Linked DNA regions of Mus musculus: region 1 is linked to region 2. The links are chromatin loops, found by intact Hi-C in ENCODE. Cell type or tissue: heart. All regions are shown on one strand. Links, peaks and the distances in the headings refer to the core of each region. The heading gives the core; the rest is flanking DNA.

What was found. Peaks named below come from ENCODE experiments on the same cell type or tissue, not always from the same donor. Only the 100,000 strongest peaks of a DNase experiment are listed, where the experiment ranks them.
Region 1: a loop joins it to region 2, with 6 times the contacts of the local background. A loop is called at or near these places in 1 of 42 quality-filtered maps.

The regions. Positions count from the first base shown.
Region 1 is chr19:44,066,799-44,074,146 of GRCm38, forward strand. Erlin1 (ER lipid raft associated 1) reads right to left here and starts at 2,987. Exons shown (of 12, transcript NM_001164360.1): 1 at 2,893-2,987; 2 at 2,474-2,597; 3 at 802-883. The coding sequence starts at 2,586. Chuk (conserved helix-loop-helix ubiquitous kinase) reads right to left here. Exons shown (of 21, transcript NM_007700.2): 21 at 6,536-7,348. In heart, for the core only: no CTCF peak of the experiment used is centred there; a DNase peak (open chromatin) is centred at 2,993; H3K4me3 peaks cover 1,817 bases; H3K27ac peaks cover 1,487 bases.
Region 2 is chr19:44,927,269-44,934,616 of GRCm38, forward strand. It overlaps Slf2 (SMC5-SMC6 complex localization factor 2), which reads left to right and starts at 3,851. Exons shown (of 20, transcript NM_001081225.2): 1 at 3,851-4,182; 2 at 6,844-6,887. The coding sequence starts at 4,043. In heart, for the core only: a CTCF peak has its summit at 3,780; DNase peaks (open chromatin) are centred at 3,693 and 4,303; H3K4me3 peaks cover 2,639 bases; H3K27ac peaks cover 2,957 bases.

The DNA.
Region 1 (7,348 bases), core at 1,072-5,071, 860 kb before region 2:
CGGGCCTCACCACGTTCACCAGCTTCGCCAGGCCTCACTTTAATAGGCACAATACTTCCGTAAGCCATTGAGAAGGGACAGAAAAGAAACCAAGGAGAACTGGCTATTCACAGTTGCTCTCACTTAGCACAAAACTGAAGGCTAACATGAGAATATGAATAATACCGACTTCTCCTGTTTCCTGAAAACTCTGCAGCAGATTTGAAATAAAACTGAATTCAAACATTTATGATCCCACTGAGGTTACAGAATCAGCGAGAACCCAATCCTGCTCTGCATTCTTGTGATGTCAGAGTTATTTATTAAGTACGGCCTAGGACCATGATACTTTTTGCAAGAACGAGATTTGTATTTCAAACATTCTGAAACACTGTCAAAGTACCACATTCATTCAGGTGCCTCATAAATTTGCATTTAATTTACCAAGCAAAAATGTGAGGCTGAAAAGCTGTGTATTGAAATGTATTCCTCCATGTTAGCAGTAGGCTGGGAGCCTGCCTCTGTAGAAACCAAACAGTTCTAAACCAAGGTATCACTAATTTGTATTCCTAATTGTGTTTTCAATTCTTCTTTTGTTTTGACTTCAGTAACAGAAAACCTGCTAATACCATTAGCCAGAAGGCAGTCTTGGCAAGGCAGTTTGACATCATGACTTGTGCTGTGACAGTTGTACTATGAACTTTCACTTCCCATCTGAGTAAATACCAACGTTTGCTTAAGCAATAAGGAACTCCGTCTCCACCCACCAGTGCGGTAACTCCTGTCACACCTGTCTATCTGGAATCCCTAGGAGTCACTCACCTGCACAGATCTGAATGTTGTAATGAAAGGCAACATGATATGATAGCCTGGTCCACTGGGGCTCGTTAGCAAAGCTCCTCCCCTGCAAAAAGACGTTCCAGTTGACAAAACTGTTCGGATCTCTTTTCAACTTAAAATGCTATAACAAACATTCACTCATATTCATGTTACTAACCTACTACCCTCACAACAGAGTGACTCAACAACTGCTACTTCAAACATCCATCACATTTAAAAGTGTGAAAATGCATCCAAGTCCACTGCCAATATTGCACCCTGTTTCATAAGCTCCACCAACCACACCTCTGCGTCTCTAGCACTGCTCTTGGGTTCAAAAGATCCTCTCTGGTCTTTAGTTTGCCGATAAATACTTATGGAAAAAATTCTAATGACTCTCAATTAATGACACATAACAAGAGACAAATCAAAACAATACATTTAATCGCTAAGTTTAAAAAAGGAAAAAACCAAACTTTCAAGGAAGAAGAAACTTTCTGAGGCTAATGGTTCTTTCAATACATGAGTCCAATCCTAGGGGGATGGTTTCTGTCTAAAGGTAACAAAAACCTAGCATGGAAAGACAGACAGCGAAAGGGTTGAGTTGACAGCTGAGAGAGGGGCTTGTTTATCAAACTCTGTAGTATGTGAACGGTGAAAGCACCCCCTGCAAATTTGGGACAAATACAACACAAAGTCCTACTTTACACAACGAATAGTAAGTTCCCACAACATTCATCCTTGTCCTAAGTCATAACTCAAAAGATGAACCTTTGCAGGTTCATTAGTCATTTTTTTTGGAGTGGTATCTCCGTATGTTCTCTTCGTGGTTTTCCTGTCAGAAGGACAGTGATAAACTGGATGGAAATGTGGTCCAGGCTGGTATTTCTTATGCTAGAACTCCATCTGTTAAGACATACCACCAAAAGTATGTATTTTCTAGGATTCTGGACTGATCTAAAAGTAGAAATACCAGTTTAGGGGGCATGATGGAAATATTCAAAAATCTGCTTGTTTCAGAATAAACCACTATCCCAAGTTGTCCACAAACTGGCTTCTCTTCCCAGCTTATACCACGAGGACCTGGTGGGAAGTTAGACTTGATTTATGCCAAATCAGGTGGATGGCAACTGAGTCCACACTCTTTTTCACCTTGACTTGAAAAAAAAAAAGTGAGAAAAGTGGCCTGCAAATGTGGTTTTTGTCTCTTGGCCTTTAGGGATATATGACATTGCTCTGGTCATGAAGACTTTGGGGGACATAACCAGACAATGGGAGATTTTTTAATGAAGAAGAAAAAACCCAACTTAGTGTTGGGGAGAACTGTCTTTATGTAAGACAGAGATCCGGAAAAAATCCACAGCGGCAAACTAAACACCTGTGCAGTTGTGCGGACTATGAGAAGTCATCTCGGTTGCAGTGACTACTTCCGTGCCCCCTAAGGTGTCTTCAATTCTGTACAGAACGAACTTGGCACTAAACTGCCCCGACAACGGAAAAGTGCCCCGCCAAAGGTTAACTCCCGGCAGCTGGGATGAAACCACTTCCCAGGCAGGGCTGGAAGCAGCTCCCCTGACGCCGCGGAAAAGAGCAACTTCCCAGACTTCGCTGTGACCCATTGGACCCTTCCACTGTGCTTCTAGAACCATCGCGGGCTGCACAGGGCGGCGCTCACCTGTAGTACACGGCCAAGTGTCCCTCTTCGATCTTGTGGATGGAGGCGTACAGGAGGATCGCCACCAACCCCACCACTGCAGCCACCAGAAGCCGGGCTTGAGTCATATTCATCCTTGTTCCTCCTGAGCATGGGGAGAAGAGGAACCTCAGTCCGTTGAGTGACAGGCCAGTCCCCACCCAGGGAAGAGCCCGCGTACGGTCGCGGGCGGCTGAGGCGGGAAGCCCCGCGCTCCGGCCCCGGGCTCTCTCTCTCTCTCTCTCAGCTAAGCGCTCCCCTCGCCAACCCCCTGCGCGGGTGCCCCCGGCTCGGCGTACGTCGTGACACCTCTTCCCCGACTCCCCAAGCGTTAGGTCCCGACTGAGGGCGGCCTTGATCGCAGGCACTCGGAGGACCGCGACCCCCGAGCCTCGCCTCACCGGTCAGTGACGCATCGCCCCCGCCCGCACGTGCAGCCGCCACCCGGCCCCGCCAACTGCTGCCAACAGCCGGCCCCGCCCACCTGCCCGGTACTGCGGCTGCGCGGGGACGCAGGCGACGCAGCCCCCGCCCGCGACTCGCGAGACGGTGCGCGGGCGGGACAAAATTGGCCCCGGGTGCGCGCACAGTGTAGTGATTCTAAGTGCCCAGACGAGGACCAAGTCTCCTGGGGTGGGTCACTCGGACAGACGCTGGTTGAGGCATGCTAGTGCACAGGACCAGCCCCTCAGTGTAGGAGTTGTTCCTGCATCCTTTTGTGGTTCGTCCCTAGTCCAACTGGCAAGCACATTCTCCAGGTACACACCCTGCACTAGGGAAACTACCAGACCAGTCTCAAGGAATCAGGGGTTCGAGTTCAGAAGAGGAAGCTATTCAACCAGAATTAACCATTCAGACTTGGCCTGAATATTTATTTTGTGCCAGAATGCTACACCAGAGTGCTTTCTGAAAGCCACCCAGAAACAGGATCAGAATGATATATGTATGTTGAATGTGGAGGTCGGGATTGTCTTGTAGGCCAAAATGAGTAGTGAACGCTTGAGTTTTCATGACGGCGATAAGGTTGAAAGGAGTTGTATGGCAAGATAGGCTAGAACCAGATTTACAAAGTCTAGGATCCATTTTTCTGCTGATAGAGAAAATGTATGACAAGAAGACAGTGACTTCATTTATGGCTGTTAGGCCTGCATGCATGTCAGTCACTATCTGTGTGCCTGGTGCCCTCAGCAGTCACAAGAGGGCATTGAATCCCGTGGAACCAGAGTTAAAGGCTGTTGTGAACTGCCACATCGGTGCTGGGAATCGACCTTTTTTTTTTTTCACTGTATTTTAACATTCTATACCACGTGGACCTGGTGAGATAGCTCAGTGGGTAGAGGAGTTTGTGAACTCCTGAGGACTTCATTTTCACCCTAGACCTCACACAGAAGTGAAAAGCAGAGAACTGACTCCACAAGTTGTCCTCTGATCTCCACACATAAAGGTCCATGCCCCACACCACACACCAACACACACAATAATTAATAATCATAAAAGGTTTAGGGAATAAACCCACACCATGTGCATGTATTACAAAACAAAAACTAAAAGGAAAGGGTAGAGTTTAGAGATATAGGGACACATGGGAAATAAGGGCATTCTATTTCACTAAGGGCAGAGACAACTAGAAAAGGTTAACAAGGTTGGAAGGATTACCAAACTCCTGTGCAGGAAAATACCAGAAAGCAGTGCTTTTGGGGCATTGTATCTGTAACTGGCTGAGAGTGAAGACAGACAGGAAACTGGGAAACGGATATACAACAGCAAATACAAGGTTATGTATGATGCTAGTAACAAAGAGAATGACAGGCAAGAGAATCAATTCAGGCCTTTGTAAGAGCAAATCTAGCCACACCCCTTCAATACATGCACTAACCTGTATCGTGCATTTGATTTTTATTACCACGGAATGTATGGGACCTTGTTTGTTGCAGACCAATATTACAGTTTAGCTATTTTCATCTCCTCTGGTCCCCTTTGTTGGTATTCTGTCTAAGCTCCACTCTTACAGTTCCTGGCAGCAGCCACATATGCTCCCCCACCACCCCCCAGTTACCTGGCAACAGCCAGGTAGGCGTGGCCCCATAAAAGGGGCTGCTTGGCTCCTCCTCTCACTCTTAAGCTCTTGCCTCTCTTACCTCTTGCCTCCTTGTTTCCCATCCCGTTCCCCTGCCCCCCTCCAGGTGGCCATGGCCTGTCCCTACTTCTCTACTCTCTGCCATTCTCTGCCTCTACTACCCTCTTAACTCCCCTCCCCGTGCCCTAAATAAACTCTATTCTATACTATATTGGTGTGTGTCTGGTCCCTCAGGGGGAGGGGATGCCTTGGCAATGGGCCCGCTGAGGCACCCCCTTCCCCAACATTGTGCCAGAACATATTCTTATAGCTCTTTCTCTTTTTATGATCACAACACCCTTCCCCTGCCAAAAAAAAGCAGGTCGTGGAAGCACATGCCTGAAATCCCAGCCGGGAAGTGGAGGCAGGAAGAGTGAGTTTCAGGCCAGCCTGTCTCAGAAACAAAACAGAAAGAGAAAAAGAAGCTGCAGATAGAGATTAGCAGTAGAGCTCTCACCCAGTACCATGCTGGGCTTGATGGGAGAGTTGGGGGCACAAACTTGGTTTGGTCTAGTATCTGTGCTTTCCGAGTTTATTCTTCGTTCCTCGTAATGTTGCCTATAGAATAAAGTATATACAGTTGATAACTTATGATTTTAATTCTGAAAGTTGCTACTGAACAAAAAATAAGAGTGGTTTACTAATTTTTCAGAAGTAGGTTTGGGGTGATCTTATATTTTCTGCTTCATATCAACCTGTCTAAATCATGTAGATTAGAAGGTCCTAACATCACTTGTGTTCCATCAAAATAAACCTCCAAATCTGGCAAATCCTTGTGCCAATGATTGTGATAGTTAAAAACAAATGCATGATTTCTGGGAAAAAAAAAACTTACACATTAAGACTCCATTATTGAATTGTCAGTTTTAACTTTCGTGAGGCGGTGCACGCACTCCTGAGAGGGAGGCAGAGGACGGAGTGTTAATAAAGTTTGAAGCTAGCCTGGTCTACATAGGGAGTTCTAGGCTGCCCAGTGAGATCCTGTTTTAAAACAACAGAAATAAAACCAGAAGTTCTTCTGACCTTTGCATATAGGTTAATATCTTCTGAGCAAATAGCACCCAATGAATGTTTTTTTTTATTATTATTAAGAGTCTCTAGACTCTAGAGCTAATGAACGGAGAGTTTGCCTATCATTCAGCTGACAGGGATGGAATTACCATCTGTAAAGAAACCTTGACACCTGATGATTTAAAAGACAGAAGATAGCCATGTACATAGATGTACAAGACAGCCATGTATGCTACACACCCGTAGCTAAGACTTGGGAGATTAAAGAGAGATGGCAAGTGTGGACTAGACTTGGTTAATAGTGAGACCTTGTCTAAAAACCAAACCCAAAGATAAAGACAACTCAGCTTCAGGTGCAAGGAGAATGGCAGCATAATAAAATGGGATGGGAGGAGTGTATAATCGGTGTAAATGATGAGTCTTAATGTTTTTAGACACATAGAGTAGTACTAGTACGTCCTAGGTAAAAACATTACAGTAAGGAAGTTCCTTAACTCTTCCCAGTAAGTCTATTTAATTCTAGAAGGAAGTACACGGTTGGGGACATGACTTGATCAGTAAAGTATATGATTTGTAGGTAGGAGGATCTGAGTCTGGTTCCTCAGAATGCATGTAAAATGCCAGGCATGGTGGAAGCCACCTGTAGTGGCAAAGACAAGAAGACCCTGTGACTCACAGTCCACCCAACCTACCTTAATTGATAAGCTCCAGGCCACTGATATACTCTCAAAAAGTAGGGCAATATTCCTGAAGACTATCCCCACAGTTGTCCTCTGGCTTCCACACATGTGCGCACACACAAATAACAAAGGATAAAAAAATCTATCCTGTCACTAGTGCTCCTAACCTATCACATGACCCTTTACATTTTCTCAAACCATATTAGCCTATGGTATTAAAATGAGTAGAGATTCAAAATAATTTTAAAATCATTTAATATGCAAAGTGAAAAACTAGAATATAAAAGCATTTCACATTTTTTCAAACAAAATAACATCTTCTAAGTTATTTAACATAAGGCAGAGAACCGCAGTCTTTTATCTGAAACCCTTAAGTCTAGATGTTTCAGAATGAGAACTGTTCAGATTTTAGAAAGGTAATTCAGTGCATACGCCACACTACATCAACCTTCAAGAGAGCCTGTGGCAGCACATCCCAATAATCAAACACATAAATCAATGAATATTCACACTAAATGGGATAAGCAGATCCAGTGTCAGATCAGAATAGATACCTTGTTTTCAGAACTTGGATTCTGAGACTGTAATTACAGATAAAGGAATGCAGACCCTTTGGAATTTGTATGACAAGACATAAAAGATTGTTTAAACAAGTAACCCATTTTTACAAATGCAAAAACAATACAACCTTCAAATACATTATAAATTAACAGGCATCTTCTCTTTGATATTATTAAATGTACACCTTAAATACATATACATATAGCACACAACACAATTCATTATGGTCAGCTGATATCAAAGGCACAAAAGTCCAACCCCTTACACAGGAAAAGGACTCTATTAAATGTGTGATTAAAGATGGGATTCATCTGACTCCATGTGATGCCATGAAGAACACTTGCTGAGAGCAACACAAGGAGGCTGGGCTTAGTCTTCAGGAAGAGCAATTTTACTTGTCAGCAGTCTCTTCCACAGAAAACCCATAGATAAAACTTTACTTCAAATGAACACTGGGTGAATTTTTCATTCCTGTATACTAATACCATG
Region 2 (7,348 bases), core at 1,528-5,527:
CTCTCTCTCCCTCTTTCTTTCTTTCTCTCTCTCTTTTTGACTGAGACTTGAGCCATGGTGAGCTCACCTTCCCTTCTGTGGTCTGTTTTTTCTCTGTCAGGCTTTCAAGTTAATTATTTCCTGTTTCTGTGAGTCTGTTCCTTATCCCACCTCTCAGACCACCCTCCACACATTCCTACCCCCATCCATTCCCCAGCACATGGGCCTTTGTCTCTTGGCCTGCCCTTGAGTACCCTCTGAGAGTCTTGGAGTTAATTTCGAAGTATAGCAATCTCAACACAAAAACATGCCTTTCTTGTAAAAGCCAGAAGTTGTGTCCCAGGTTTTCAGCTTTTTAGCAAGTCTTTGTTATGTCCCAATAGTCTCTAGTCTCTTAATGCCTGAGTCTGAGGTACTATGAGAGATCTTGCCCTGTTGGAGGTCTCAGGCATCCTCTCAGGACTCCCACCCTGAGCCTGCCTGTCCTAAGGAGTTGTTCCATTGTTCACGCAACAGTGTTGCCCTTGGTATCTCTCCCGTTCATTCCCTCTCATCAATATCAGAGCCTGCTGGCTTCCTGTAATGCAGGTACAGTGGGCTGAATTGTAGCTCAAAATACTTTCTGTACAGAAGAAGCCCCTGGGTGGGCGGGGCTAGCGATTTGGTTCAGAGTACTAGCTGCTCTTTCAGAGTTCAATTCCCAGAACCCACAAGGTAGCTCACAACTGTCGCTAACTCCAGTTCTAGGGGATCCAGTGCTGCCTTCTTGCCTCTATAAGCACCAGCCTTGCAAGTGAACGCACAGACAGAATACCCACACATATAAAGTAAGTAATTTTTAAAAAGCCACTCCAGGTCCCAGGACTTGGCTTCCTTTCCGTTGCTCAGAAATCTCACCAAAGCAGCCTTTTACAGACAAGTCTTCCTTTCCCCAGCTTCTTCTTCCAGCGCTGCCTGGGGATTTGCTTTCGCTCTCTCACCTAGACTCCAGGACACTGTTTATCATCATGTCCCCTAGCAGTACCTCGGCTTTTCTCTCCTGTCTTCTCACCCCATGAGAGTGCACAGGAGCTCTTCTGGCAGCTTTTACGGTTTCCTGGCCACCTATTTCCAGTCCGATAAGAAGTAAAGGAGGAAGAAAGCCAAAACTGACAAGCTCCCACGAAGCCAGGAATAGCTTAGGAGCATGTGCTTGCCTCACATGCATGCATGAGACCCAGAATTCCAGCCCCAGTGCCTCAAAGAGATACTGACTATAGGTTAGAGTATAAGTGTTTGTGCGTAGTGTATACGTACACACTTAAAGTGAAAACCTGAGTCTAAACACAAAGCAGGGGTTCAACTCTCTTTGAAGGAAAGGGGAGTCTGAGGCTCCAGCCATCTCTATGTTCAGTGCAGCTCAGCCGGCAACTCAAATCTATATGTTCTCCCCGTGCAGCTCAAACAAAGAGAAGCCTTGATGGATATTGAGGATTTGGGCAACTACCTCCCAGTTAAGAAGAGATTTTTTTTTTTTTAAATCGTGCTTTCATTATGACTCCATCTCCGTTTATTGATCAAGGGATTTCTTGCCTCACTTAACTCTGTAATCTGCTGATCAGATTAAGAAAATGTGAAAACTATTGTTTGGCAGCAGGAGCAGAGACCTAAAAGTGACACTTGAGAGGCGGGAGACTCAGATACTATAATTCAAGAAGAGTGACTAATTGATCATGCAGACCATGTTCTTATGCTTTCTTTATTCTTTTTATGCGCTGAGTGTGGAATGGAACAAATCAGATTAAAAGTTTTGTGGCTAGGACTGTTTGGGAGTTCCTAGTGTAGAAATAGCCAGCACAAAGTCATCGAAGGGCCAGGAAATAATCTGCACTAAAAGGCATAAACATATTCAACATAGTTTTGTCACTTACTGTGTTCTTTTCAAATGTAAGGACTAAAAGCAGTGTAGTGAATTCTCAGTTGCAAGCTGCCCTGGGTTTGAGTGTTTCTTCTCTCACATTGTTACTACCTGGTATACAGCTGCGAGTTCTGGAGAGACCCGTGGTTCCTCTTTACCTCCTACCTGCCAGCCTATTGGTCACTTTATTCTCGTTAATTCTTCCTCTTGAGGGATACCAGGAAAGAGAAAAGGGGTGAATTTCAGGTCAGTCTAGTGTGCTTAGCAACAGAAGCAATTCAATCTCAGTACAATAAATTTGGAAGACCTGTTCAATTTTTTTGTGTGTGTCATTTAGGAATTTGCTCCAGCCAAGTGAGGGAACATTCCTCTCAGTTAGAGCCTGGACATTTTTGAGATTGATAGGATTTGTTTTCTTTTCTTTTTTTTTTTTTTTAGTTCCTTTGAGACAGGATCTTGCTACATAGTCAAGGCTGGACTCAATGTCTATTTCTTTCTCTCTTTAAAAAGATATCTTTTATTGCATTCATTTCGTGTGTGTATACGCTGACAGACGTCATAGGATAGCTCACCGCACTGAATCAGTTCTCTCCTTCTGCCATGTGGTCCTGGGTCATGAAAGCAAGTTCCTTTATACCATGAACTATCAGCACAGCCGCGGCCTTCTCTCTTGACCCTCCACCTCCGTCTCCCAAGTACTAGGATTACAATAGGATTACAAGCCTTCCCTAAAAAAAAAAAAAAAACTGGCCGGGTACTGCAGGAAATCTGAAGCCCAAAGGAAAGAGAATCTTGTATTTGTACCAATTACACGAGAGAATCTAAACCTGTTTACATTGCTGGGTTTTATTACTTAAAATTACCCAGAGAAGATGGGCAGTGGTGGCCCACGCCTTTAATCCCAGCATTTGGGAGGCAGAGACCGGCCATTTTTCTGAGTTCAAGGCCAGCCTGGTCTACAGTCAGTTCCAGGACAGCCAGGGCTATACAGAGAAACCCTGTGTGTGTGGGGGGGGGGGGGGGAAGTGGGGGGGACAAGGGAAATTACCCAGAGAAGTGAGTAACTATACCCATTCTATACACATGGGAAGTGAAGTTTTAAATTACTCTGACCAGTTCCTCGGTCTGCAAAAAAACCCAGCTGGAGAGATAGCTCAGTGGTTAAGAGTACTAGTTGCTACTTCCAGAGGTCCTGAGTTCAATTCCACCAACCCTAAGGTGGCTCACAACCTCATGCTCTATTGTCATTCAGGCATACATGCAAATTGAGCACCATATACATAAATAAAAACTTAAAGAAATCCAACCTAACAGCCTCTTCAAAGCACAAGTCCTTTACTGATAAGGAAAAGAAGTCTATGTGCTGCGACTTCATGGGGAAACCCATTAGAGACAAAACGCTTTGACAGAATAAAAATGTCTAATTCAATGACTGAGTGCTCCCCCGCCCCCTCCCTTACAAAACAAAACAAAACAAAACAAAAAAACGGAACAACTATATCACAGTATAGAAGATCCCTCACAGAACGGTCAAATCACATTATAAGAGAAGGAACAGAAAGGAAATGGTGACAGCATTTTGGCCTAAGATGCCAAAGTGACTATGAAATATTAGGGCAGCTGTAGCACAATCGTCACAAATGTTGGCCATCTTCACTACAGACAGCTGCAGGCTCGGTTTTACTTCTGCAAATCTCACCCCTAGCCCTCGATCAGGCGGCTGTCGCCAGCTGTCGTAACACCCGCCACTGCCTCTTCTTTCCCACTCCCACGCACCGGCCAAGGCCGCCGCGGCCCCGACGAGGAGGCGCGCGCCCCAGGCGCACGTGACGGGCCCGGGGAGGGCAGTTTTCAATCTCCCCTCCCCCTTCCAAAAAACCCGCCCTCTCCCGGCAGGCGGAGGCTTTCTATTGCGCTACCACCAGAGTGACCCTCAGGTCAGCCAATCGCGACGCGGCACCTCAAGAAAGGCCCGCCCCCTGATGGTCCTCAGGTTCCTTCCCGCTCACACCGGAGTCACTTCCGAAGAGAGAACCGCCATGAAGAGAGTAGGGGGTGCCGCCCACCTCTGCACCGACAGCCTCCCCGAGTCCCAGCAGCAAGACGGCAACCACGCACCCAGCTTCTCCAGCCACAGCTCATGCCGCCGTCGCCAGCGGCGCCGACATGACAAGGCGCTGCATGCCCGCTAGGCCAGGTTTCCCCTCATCCCCAGCCCCGGGGTCGTCGCCCCCGCGCTGCCATCTGAGACCCGGTAGTACCGCCCCTGCTGCAGCGGGAAAAAGAACAGAGAGTCCTGGGGACAGGTACAGTGCAGAGGGCTTGAGAAGGGGCCGGGTCGCGGGGGCACGGGTATAGGGGAGGACTACGGACGGCTGCTCTTCAGTTCCCGCCATCCTCAGCGAGCTCAGGCCTTGATGTTCTGGGGCCTGCAAGCCCTCGCCCCGCCTCCGCGCGGGGGCTTCTGGGAGTTGAAGTCTCCTTTTCTGTAGTTGAGGTGTTGCTTTTGGTCTAGTGACCACCAGCCTAGATGGCTGCGGAGAGCCCGCTTTAGGTAGAAGGTTGTTTTTCTCCTTTTCGAGCGCTTGCCCTGGGGCCCTCCCTTCTCGAAGCCTCTATTTAGATCGTTCTGATCCTGGTGGTTTCTTGAGTTTAATTATGTAAGATGTGATAAGGAAAACCCACGAATTACTTAATAGTACAGTGTACACGACCATTCATACTAAAAACATTTTTGGAATGCGCCTGTTTTCTCTTTGAGTGACTTTCTCCCTCACCAACAGACCTTTCTTTTTCTATTTCCTTTTTCTTCCTTTCTTTTTTTATATGGTAAGGATTTTCTGGGAGCTATGTAATGATGGAGAATTTCATCATATGACATCCTCTGACAATAAAACATTCAAATTATCTACGAACTTGGTACTGTCTTTTTTTTTTTTTTTTTAAGAATTGGTAACAGACGTTTTAAGTTTATGCTTTAATATTGTAGCACAGATTCACAATCCTTTATCTTAATTCTGAAGGACAGAAGGCTGTGAAAAACAACTATTTTCATTGCTTCCTACCACAGCCGCCTTGGCAGCCAAGCCAGGTTGATCAGAGCTAATATAAGGTTTGTGGGTGGTACTGAGTGTGAGTGTTGATAAGCTTTGCTGGAGAAATAGTAATATTTTGGCTACAGGTTGCAGCGCCAGATCCTGCTGGGGGCTGCACATAATACATTCAAGTTATTTCCCCTCCAAAATCCAATAAATTGAGAATTCTAACACGTTTGGTTCCAGCACTTTCAGATTAAAGGCTTGTAAAACTGTCATAATTTTTTTTAACCAGTTATACATAAGTAATGGATATTTCTGTGTGCTTGAACTTAGGAAACAATTATTTTACCTCTACAGAGTTCGTTTATAGTTTCATGGTTTACCAAAAGTCATTTTTCCATTCAGGTGTATTGGAGAGTAGTATTAGATTTAATACTTTAGGGGAAGGGTATGATGTTAATTTTTAGTAAAAATATAAGTATATCTTGGTTTTAATTTGCTGCTTCTGGGTTCTTTTGCACCTCTCCACTGCCAGAAATAGGCACATCATGTGTCTTCACTAGTATTTCTTCCTTTACTCAGTGGTAGAGTTAATTTACCTAATGTAATTGACTTTCTGTAAACAAATGCATGTATTCTCCCATAACCTGTCACTCATCATTTAGGTTCTCTCAACATACTGGTGGAGTCTAGGTAAACCAGGAAAGATGGTCACTGCTCTTCTAATGCTACCAGTAAAATGTACACTAGAGAAGGAGATCAGCCTTGGGTTTGGATTGCTCAGGCTGCCGTCTTGAGTACTGGCTCAGTGGAGGAATGTTCAGGGATACTGCTTGTTGGCTCTCTTTCAAACATGCATGAACAGATCAGAGTATAGGTTCAGGAAATAATTGTATGCCCATGTTAGTGTGTAGTAACCCGTACATATTATTAAAGCTGTTTGATTTTTTTTTTTACTTGTTAACTGTCCAATTTCCTTTTTATTTTACTTAGGTAGTATGATGCTTTTGTAAAAGTATCTTAAGTTTTGTTTTGTTTTAAGTATTTTACTTATTTTTTATGTGAATGAGTGGTTTTGGCTGCATGTATATTTGCACCATGTGTGTGCCTGGTGCTAGGAGACCAGAAGATGGCATCACATACCCCTGGAACTGGAGTTAGTCATTTGTGAATAGCCATCTGGGTGTGGGGAGCCCTGGCTTCTTTGCAAGAGCAACACATGTTCTTAACCACTGAGCCATCTCTTCGCCCCTTGAATCTTTGCTTTTTTGTTCTGTTTTATTTTGTTTTGTTTGATTTGCTTTTCAAGAAAAGGTCTCATTGTGTAGCCCTTACCAGGCCTAGAATTCACTCCATAGACCAGACTGGTCTCACATTTACATAGATACATCTGCCTTGTCTCCTGAGTACTGGAATTAAAAGGTGTGTGCTACTGCTCCTGGCTAATCTTAAGGAATCTTAGATCTTTAAGAAGAAAGTTTGAAACACAAGTTGTGGCTCATCCTAGCTTTTGCTGTTAGTTTAGGATCTTATAAAACATAAGAGATCAGTGTAAGAGTCACGGCTGATCCTCTCTACCTTTGCCTTGCATGTTCCTTTTCAGATCAACCCAATTGTTCTCTTTCCCATCTGCTGTTCTGCTCATGTTGCAAGTCTCTGTTAGACAGGTCTGTGATCTCTAGTATTTATCAGGTTTCTGTTTAAGTCTCAATTGTGTTTATAAACTTAGCAAAAAAATGGCTATATATTTTTTTAAATTTTCCCTTGTGGCTTAGCAAACTATGATTGACATTTTCAGTACTTGATTAGTTAAATAAGAAAGTGGAATTCAGCCCGTATTATATATCTAACACTCACGACTTGATCTAAAGTATTGAGGTTTGAATATTTGGTGTTGTGATGTCATATTAGCTGTGCTTTTATTTTCAGGAAACAGTCAATCATAGATTTCTTCAAGCCAGCTGCAAAACAAGGTATGCATGGTAATGTATTTTTGATGGGTTGTCTTAGAGAGCCTCCAGACTTTTGATTATACTGTTCAGGATTAAGAAATGTTTGTTATAATGAAAATGTGCTCAACAGTAAACCATCTCTTCTATAGTCTTTTTTTTTTTAAGATTTACTTTATGTATATGAGTACACACTATAGCTGTACATATGGTTGTGAGCCTTCATCTGATTGTTGGGAATTGAATTTAGGACCTCTGTTCACTCCCACTCCAGTCAACCCCACCTGCTCAGTCCCTGCTCGCTTTGGCTCAAAGATTTATTTATTATTCTACATAAGTACACCGTAGCTGTCTTCAGATGCACCAGAAGAGGGCATCAGATCTCATTACGGATGGTTGTGAGCCACCATGTGGTTGCTGGGATTTGAACTCAGGACCTTCAGAAGAGCAGTCAGTGTTCTTACCTGCTGAGCCATCTCAACAGC